2 separate regions of the Homo sapiens genome follow, and region 2 is linked to region 1. Evidence: read pairs that join two places in POLR2A ChIA-PET (ENCODE). Cell type or tissue: OCI-LY7. All regions are shown on one strand. Links, peaks and the distances in the headings refer to the core of each region. The heading gives the core; the rest is flanking DNA. Region 1 has its middle 6.6 kb from the start of PTGIS. Region 2 has its middle 16 kb from the start of SCREEM1.

Evidence for each region. Peaks named below come from ENCODE experiments on the same cell type or tissue, not always from the same donor. Only the 100,000 strongest peaks of a DNase experiment are listed, where the experiment ranks them.
Region 2: POLR2A ChIA-PET joins it to region 1 with 6 read pairs; 1 of 35 experiments calls an interaction of 5 or more read pairs at or near these places.

Annotation. Positions count from the first base shown.
Region 1 is chr20:49,572,498-49,576,885 of GRCh38, reverse strand. No RefSeq gene overlaps it. Among named protein-coding and RNA genes, the nearest start is that of PTGIS, 6.6 kb to the right of the region's middle. In OCI-LY7, for the core only: no CTCF peak of the experiment used is centred there; a DNase peak (open chromatin) is centred at 1,945.
Region 2 is chr20:50,012,730-50,017,117 of GRCh38, reverse strand. No RefSeq gene overlaps it. Among named protein-coding and RNA genes, the nearest start is that of SCREEM1, 16 kb to the left of the region's middle. RefSeq lists an enhancer at 607-1,334. In OCI-LY7, for the core only: no CTCF peak of the experiment used is centred there; a DNase peak (open chromatin) is centred at 4,277; H3K4me3 peaks cover 453 bases; H3K27ac peaks cover 1,141 bases.

The sequences.
Region 1 (4,388 bases), core at 71-4,070:
GGTAGATTTTTCTGCTCTTCATAATTTATCATAATATCTTTGTATCAAGGCTTTTACACTTTTTCAAAAGCTTGTCATTGGAAGGGCTTGGTTTTCCTGGGTCAGGTATTTTGCTGATTGCTCCTATGGGTGTAAGGAAGAATTAGGGTAGCTTCATGGGCTCTGTAACTGTGGCTCTCCTCTGCTGCCATAGAGACAGACTGCTTCCTGCAAATATGTCTTCTCTCTGTAATTCTTCACTATACCTCCTCTGTTTCTCTGAACCAAACGAGATCCAGGAGAGCTTCTGCTGCTAATCGTATTCACCCAAGCTTCTACATTCATTTTTATAAAGAAGGAACATAACTTTCATCTCATGGCAAGCCCTCATCCCTAGGAAGTGTAGTTTTGCTGATGCTTTCTGAGATTTGCTATCACTGAGCCCACTCACCACTCCCATGTGGCTTCTGCCCTGTCTTAGCTGCTTCACACGTACTCTGAAGCCGATGAATTATATGTCTCTCCTGGCTTTGCTAAAAATGGAGTTTGTGGTTTGGTTTTGTATATTTGTTTTTCCATTATTCTTGATGCTCTGGTATAATTTCTAGAAGGAGAGGGTAAATGTGGCCTTAGGCAGCCATTTTTCTACCCCCACTATCTAACTGGATCCTCTTTAGTAACTCCTTGACATAATAAGCAAAGCAGCTATGACTGCTGTCCCATTTTCAAGATGAGAAGCCAGAAGTTCTGAGGTTCTTGGGGTGCTTCAGGGTGGCAGGAGCATCATCACTCAGGGTCTGTCTGGGTGACAGATCAACATGGGTCTCTTTTCTCCTTGCCTTCCATGCTAGGCTGGCTCTCAGGCAGGACAGCAGGGAGTTGAGGAGACTGAGGTCTGACTTCATCATTTTTTCCACTACAAAGTGCCAAGGCAGCTGGTTGGGAGCCGTGAGGCCACCTGTCCCCCGTCCTGGGAAAACCAAAGGATGAGAAGCTTGCTGGAGTCCCTCTCCTGTAGCACCCACCACCTCTGGCAGATAGCCTGGGAAGAGGGGCAAGACCACTCCAGAACATCCTCTCACAGGCTAAGACAAGGTCTAGGTGGAATTAGCCTGGGAACGCTGAACGAAAGGCCGCCTGGCCCAGCCATGTTTGCATCTGGGTAGCTGCCCCACCTCTGGGCTCTTAGCCAAGCACATTCCCTACATAATCCTGGCTCTCCTGGGGAAGGATGCTGGAGGATGGCTCCCCTGCAGCTGACATCCTTGCACTTTAGAGACCTTCAAATCTCCAAAGGCCCAGGCCTGTGCAAATTCTTAGAGACAGTCAGCAGCAAGGCCCAGATGGCAGAAAACAGGTCATTTCTTCCAACCCTCTGCCTCTGATTCAGACCTGCTTTCTCTTCATGTATAAAAAAGACCAAGTGAAGAGGTTTTCTGTCTTTCATTTCTTCAGTAAAATTCTTGATAAAGAGGCCTGCACAGTGTTGGCAAATAAATACTTGGTAATATGTGCTGAAAGAATTATGCTTCATCTCTTTTGTTGTTGTTGCTGTTGCTGCTGCTGCTGTGTTGTTGTTGTTGCTAAGACAGGGTCTCACTCCGTCGCCCAGGCTGGAGTGCAGTGGCACAATCTCGGCTCACTGCAACCTCTACCTCCCGGGTTCAAGCAATCCTCCCACCTCAGCCTCCTGAGTAGCTGGAATTACAGGCGCACGCCAGCATTCCTGGCTAATTTTTGTATTTTTAGTAGAGACGGGGTTTCACCACGTTGGCCAGGCTGGTCTTGAACTCCTGACCTCAAGTGATCCACCCATCTCAGCCTCCCAAAGTGCTGGGATTACAGGCGTGAGCCACTGAGCCCAGCCTTGCTTCATCTCTCTTTCTTTTCTTTTTTTTTTTTTTTTGAGACAGAGTTTCACTCTTTTGCCCAGGCTGAAGTGCAGTGGCGCGATCAACCCCCGCCCTTCTGGTTTCACATGATTTTCCGGCCTCAGCCTCCTGAGTAGCTGGGATTACAGGTGTCCCCTACTACACCCAGCTAATTTTTGTATTTTTTAGTAGAGACGGGGTTTCACCATGTTAACCAGGCTGGTCTCGAACTCCTGACCTCATGATCCTCCTGCCTCAGCCTCCCAAAGTGTTGGGATTACAGGCGTGAGCCACTGCAGCCGGCCTAGCATCATCTCTTTTATTAAGTGCCTACTGCATGCACTAGACACAAGATCTTCTTGAATTCGTCCAACCACCATGGGAGGGGGGCCTTGTCGTCATCATCCTCTTGTACAGATGTACCAAGGCTCCAAGAGTAGAAAGCAGCCTATTCTAATTTAACTGGTACAAAGAACATTCAACCAAAAGGATTCTAAAAAGTTCAGAGATAAAGTATACATTAGTCAATTCTTGTTGCTTAAGAAGATCTCAAAATCTCCATGACTTGTAACAACACGTACATTTTTCTTCTTCGGACCTCTGCAGGTCAGCTAGGGGTTCTCTACTTCAGGCTGCAGGTTGAGCTCAGGTTTGCCCTGTGGGTCATGGCTCAAGGCAGAAACCAAGGTCAAGTGGAAATATGTGATTCCTCGTGAAACCTCTGCTCAGAACTGGCAACTGGTCATTTCTTCATCCTCCACTGATCAAATTGAGTCACAGGCCCGAGTCCACCATCACTGAGTCAGGGAGATACTATTCTCTGCTCATAGTGGGAGGCACCGCAACCCTGCAGCCAAGGGCGTGAATGTCTAATTCTGATACAGGGAGTGGGTAAAAATTGGAGACTATGATCTAATCTACTGCAGCACAGTTCCAGGGGTGGCTAATTAATTGTGTGACTTAGCAAAGATTCTCCTCAGGCTCCAAGGTGGCTGCCACAGCTCTGACCCAATCTCTGGCCACTCACACGCTACGCTGAGGTGTGGTGATAGCGTGACCAACCTTCCTGGTTTACCCAGGACCGAGAGGTTTCCCAGGATGCAGGGCTCTCAGTGCTAAAACTGGGAAAGTCTGGGCAAACCAGGATGCGTTGGTCACTTGACGTGTGTAGCAGATTGTTTCTGAACGTTTGGGGGTAACTGGGGCAACATGTGAGTGTGTATGTGAGAGTAGTGCATGTGTGTGTGTGCGTGTGTATGTATATGAGTGTATGTGTGGTGTTATTCCACAGCCCAAGACAGCAAACAACTAAACACTCAGTATGACACATCACCAATAGAAATGGTCATTTATTGGCTCCTAATTCCACAGAGGATGTCACACTGGGACAGGCCCCCAATCTGTGCTCATGTCGGCCTGGTCTTTGCCCCCTCTTTCAGGCTGCCCCCTAAAACTCTGTTGTCCTTCCTTAATTCTACAGAGCAATTTTGTTCAACATCCCAACTCCAAACCTATTTTACATACCCCAAATGTTTAAACCACTGGCCCTTGGCACAACTAGACTGCAGGGCTAAAAATCTGGGGGCAGGTGTGTGCTGTTGGTCTATGCAGCGTTTTAAAATAATTGGAGCCATTATTTCTGGCTTCTCTTGAGTCTAAAGATCTGGCCACACTAGGCATGTATTTCTACGTGGCTTTAGTTGGCTGGTACTGCCAGAAGCTGCTTCCTTTTGGATGGGGCAGCCCTCTCTAGTTTTCCATTGTTCCCATCCCTCCCTGTTGCCTTCCTGATATGACTGGCTCACTTCATTCATTTGCAATACTTGCTCGAAGACTTGAGTTTACCACTCTCTCTTTAGCAGCACAAAAACACCAGAAACGTTGCGGTTTGGGTCTCTCCTTCCCCTCCACCTCTCAACCTCGTTTAGCTTCTGTAAGTGGAAGAATTTATTCTTGCATTGTTCCAGTTTTAGACGGCAGCTGTGCTTCCTTTCGTAGCTGCAGCAGCCATGAAAACACACCTCTGGGACCTCCCTTGGTGGAGCCTGATTGACAGATATGCCATGCTTCCCAGGGTTTGCTCCTAGCCAATCACTGGGGGAAGCAGACTTGTTCTTGGGAGACATAGGGCTCCTCAGGAGGCTCAAGGACAACCTGTTAGCCTTGAACTAACTTACTTACTTTCTTTTTCTTTCTTTCTTTTTTCTTTTTGACAGAGTCGCTCTGTCACCCAGGCTGGAGTGCAGTGGTGCGGTCTCGGCTCACTCTAATCTCTGCCTCCTAGGTTCAAGCAATTCTCCTGCCTCAGCCTCCCAAGTAGCTGGGATTATAGGTGCCAGCCACCACTCCTGGCTAATTTTTTGTATTTTTAATAGAGACGGGGTTTTCACCTTGTTGCCCAGGCTGGTCTTGAACTTCTGACCTCAACTGATCCACCCACCTCAGCCTCCCAAAGTGCTGGGATTACAGACATGAGCCACTGTGCCCGGCCAGACTTGACCTTTCTAAGAATGCACTGCAGCCCACGGTCCCTTCTTT
Region 2 (4,388 bases), core at 301-4,300, 440 kb before region 1:
TAAAAATACAAAAATTAGCCAAGCATGGTGGCGGGTGCCTGTAGTCCCAGCTACTTGGGAGGCTGAGGCAGGAGAATTGCTTGAACCAGGGAGGTGGAGGTTGCAGTGAGCTGAGATTTTGCCACTATACTCCACCTTGAGCGACAGAGCGAGACTCTGTCTCCAAAAAATAAAATAAAATAAAAATACAAAAATTAGCTGGGCGTGGTGGCCCATGCCTGTAATCTCAGCTACTCAGGAGACTGAGGCAGGAGGATCCCTTGAACCTGGGAGGTGGGGGTTGCAGTAAGCTATGATCACACCATTGCACTCCAGCCTGGGTGACAGTGTGAGACCCTGTCTCAATTAAAAAAAAAAAAAAAAAGAGAGAGAGAGAGAAAGAGAGAGAGAGAGACAGAGAAGCCAACACAGCACTGGTTGAGCACCTAGCATGTGCCAAGTGCTTTCACATGATCCTGTTAAGCCTCCCGACAAACCTGCCTGATGATGTTGCTTTGGGAAACAGGAAAGGGAGCCTTGGAGGAGGTGAACAGACCAGGCCAAAGCCACCCAGAGCAAGCTCTGCTTCTAAGCCCTTCCCTCCACTCCGGCCCTGCCTGATCTCGACCTCCACGAGGGGGGAACTAATAGGGGCCGTTCATCAGACACTCGCTGCAAGAACAGTCGCTGCCGTTTCCCCATGGCTGAGTCCCTGCTACCCTGTCCCCGGATACCCCTGAGGCTCTGAGTGCTCCAGGCCCTTGCCCTGGGTCACACAGCAGGGAGAGGGGAGCCAGGGTCTGCACCCAGAGCTGCCTAAATCTAATTAGGGCCTGAAAGTCAGGGCTGGCTCCCACCGTCGGGGCCAGGGTTACAGTGGGAGGAGCCTGCCGCCTTTCCAGCGACCTCCTGGACCTTGTCTCAGCTGGAAGAGGGCCCCAGCCTCTGCTCTCATCTGGATGTGACAAGAAACAGCCCAGCAGCTCACCCTAGACAGGGCAGGGGCGGAGCTGGAGAGGGTGGGAAGGGAGGCGCCAGCCATGCTCCCTGAGGAGTGGTGAGGAGAGCAGGCGCCGGGGATGGAAGGCCTGGGTTTGAACCCATCTCTGCCCCTTAAACCCTGTGTGAACTGGCGAGTACCTGACCTCTCTGGTCTCCTCTGCAAAGTACGTCCAGGCAACCTCCTGGGGGTGTGGGAAGCCCCCAGGAGCTGGTGCTTGTAGCTAACATTTACGAAGCCCCAAGCCTGGCCAAAACCTGGGATTGGCCTAGGATGAGCAAGCACTTCCTTCATCACCGCCTGCGGGGAGGGAGGTGCTCTTATTATTACCTCCACTTTACAGAGAAGAAACTGAGACACAGAGGAGGTGACTTGCCAGATGATAGTTACACAGTCAGGAAGTGTCAGAGCACGGACTGGAACCCAGGCAGACCTGGCTCCAGAGCCCACCTCTTCGCCACTCCCCAGCGCCGGAATGCAGTCAAGTTCCAGGTTAGCAGCTCCTTACCCTGTTGCTGTTGACATCTACCAGGGTTTCTGGAGTTAGGGTCCTACCCTGGTCTGGAAACGGAGGCGGGGGGAGGGGGGGAGGGGACGAGGGGGCGCGGTGGGGGGTGGGGGGAACGTCCCTATATTCCATCCCCAACAGCCACCCTGCCAAGGAAATGGGCCCGGAGGGGGTATGTGCGGCGCCCAAGGGTGCACAGCCGTGGGGTCAGGTGTGGCTTATCAGGGCAGCATCTTCCCCGCCGGCATCTCCTGGATCCCCCTCATTTATACTCTCTCTCTCTACCCCCCGCTGTGGGGCGGGGGCTGCCTCCATGCCGGCTCCACGCTGACTCCACGCTGGCTACAGGACATTTGTTACTGTGTCAGTTCTAGCTCCCACCCCGATGGGGGGGCCGGCAGGCAGGGGGCTTCCTGGCGGCCCTGGGAGGGAGGAATGCGCCCCCACCCCCAGCCCCATATGGCCTCCTTCCTGGCCCATCTGCTTCCCATTGCCCTACGCGGCTGCTGCGGGGCCGCTGGAGCCCGCCCGCAGGGGTGTGAAGTTTATGTGGCTGGGCCTGGAGCCGGCGGTGACAGGGCCACACACGTTCACACAGACACACACTGGACACCGCCCACCAACCCTGCTGCATGTGTGCTCACACACACACATCAGTCCACCCCCCACGTCCCCAAATACACCCACAGTCTCACATTCACTCCCATCAACTAACACCAGAGACTTTCAACTCACACACACACACCAGTGAACGCCATACCAAACCCTGACACACACGTACACAACGCACTCTCAGAACGGACCCCTGCTCACACACACAGCCACACACAACACGCTGACTCACACTGCCTGACACCCTTCCTAGATGTGCCCCTACACTCACACCTGCACACACACACACACATCCACCCCAACACACAAAGACACACCAGCTTACCCAGATGACACAAACACAAAACGGTGACTTCCACACAGGCCCAGACCTCGGAGAGGCCATTGGATGGGGAAGGGGCCCCCTCCAAGGCACAGGACGGCCTCTCCCCCAACCCCTCTATCAAGAGCCCAGACCCCTGTGCCAACACAGGCCACACGCTGTCCCACCTCCTCCTTATTCAACCCTAGAGGCCGAGGAGGCCATTCCTCAGAGGAGGCCTGGAGACCAGCAGCCACTGGCCGAGGTCTCCAGGGAGTGTGGGCAGAGACCGATTCCAACCCAGGCCACCTACACTGGGCACTCAGCACTCCAGCTCAAACCCCTGAGGGAGCCCCCATCTGACTCCCCTCCTTCTGGGCACCTGCACCATCCCCAGTGAGATCCTATCACTCACCACCACCTCCAGGGCCCTCGAAGAGAATTCAGGGATCTGTGAACTTGGACTGGGGGAAAAAAAGGGATGTCCTGATTTTCACTAACCGCCAACTGGAATTTGGCATTTCCTTCCCTTACGAGCAGACGTGGGAAACCACAGTGGCAGTAGCTGGACGGTGGCTTTGTCAATCAGAAATCCTTTGTCCATGTCTCTTTACAGTGTCATAGAAAGAGCATTCGTCCTCTTCCTGATTTCAAAATTACCATAGTTGGCTGGGCATGGTGGCTTGCGCCTGTAATCCCAGCACTTTGGGAGGCTGAGGAGTTTGAGGCCAGCCTGGGCAACATGGTGAACCCTGTCTCTACCAAAAATACAAAAAATTATCTGGGTGTGGTGGTGTGGGCCTCTGGTCCCAGCTACTCAGGGAGCTGAGGTGGGAGGATTGCTTGGGCCTGGGTGGTGGAGGCTGCAGTGAGCCATAATCATTCCACTGCACTCCAGCCTGGGCAACAGAGTAAGTGCCTGTTTCAAAAATAAATAAATAAACAAAAACCAAAAAGCACAGCTGTCACCATATCAAACATTCAGCTATTAAATATTTTAATGACTTTAGTTTAATATAATGTTTTACTTTAATGCTATACAATTTCATTTATAAAGGTAAATCTAAGGCTGGGCGTGGTGGCTCATGCCTATAATCCCAGCACTTTGGGAGGCTGAGGTGGGCGGATCACGAGGTCAGGAGTTTGAGACTAGCCTGGCCAACATGGTGAAACTCCATCTCTACTAAAATTTAGCCAGGCATGGTGGTGCGTGCCTGTCGTTCCAGCTACTCAGGAGGCTGAGGCAGGAGAATTGCTTGAACCCGGGAGGTGGAGGTTGTGGTGAGCTGAGATTGCCCCACTGCACTCCAGCCTGGGCAACAGAGCGAGACTCTGTCTCAAAAAAAAAAAAAATATATATATATATATATATATACACACACACACACACACACATGAATCTAAATGTATAATAAAAAAGGGATCTATGGCACAGGAGCTGATCAGAGCCCCGAACTAGGCCCAGGTACTGTATTCTTACACACTTCTACTATTATAGCTTTTTACAGTGAGGACCACAGTACAGCTGGAATAGCTTGCCCAATTCTAAATGGCTGAGCCAGGATTTGAACCCAGGCAGCTGGCTCACCCTTGAGCTCTAAGCTATTCTATCTGTGGGAACCCAGTGCCCAAGCCCCGCCCCCAGGAAGAGGATCCTGGGGTCTGGGAGGCCCCGTCACACACACCATCCATCCTGGGGACCTGGAAACCTCCTGTCCAGCCCAGGGCAGGTCCACCTGGCTGCCCCAGCCAGAAAGGAGCCAGGGCAGCGTTTACAATGTGTGAGAATTCTCACCCCGCAGCAGTGGCAGTCAGAGTAGGCTCCCAGCTCCCAGGCCCCGGCTCTGCTGGAGGTTCTGCAGTAAGCTGAAAATGAGCTTCCTCTGTGGGGCCCCAGGAGGCAGGAACAGCCGGTGGGTCCTGGAGCCTTATCATCCCTTATCGTTGATTCACCTGACCTTCTGCTTATCTGTAACTCAGGAAACCTG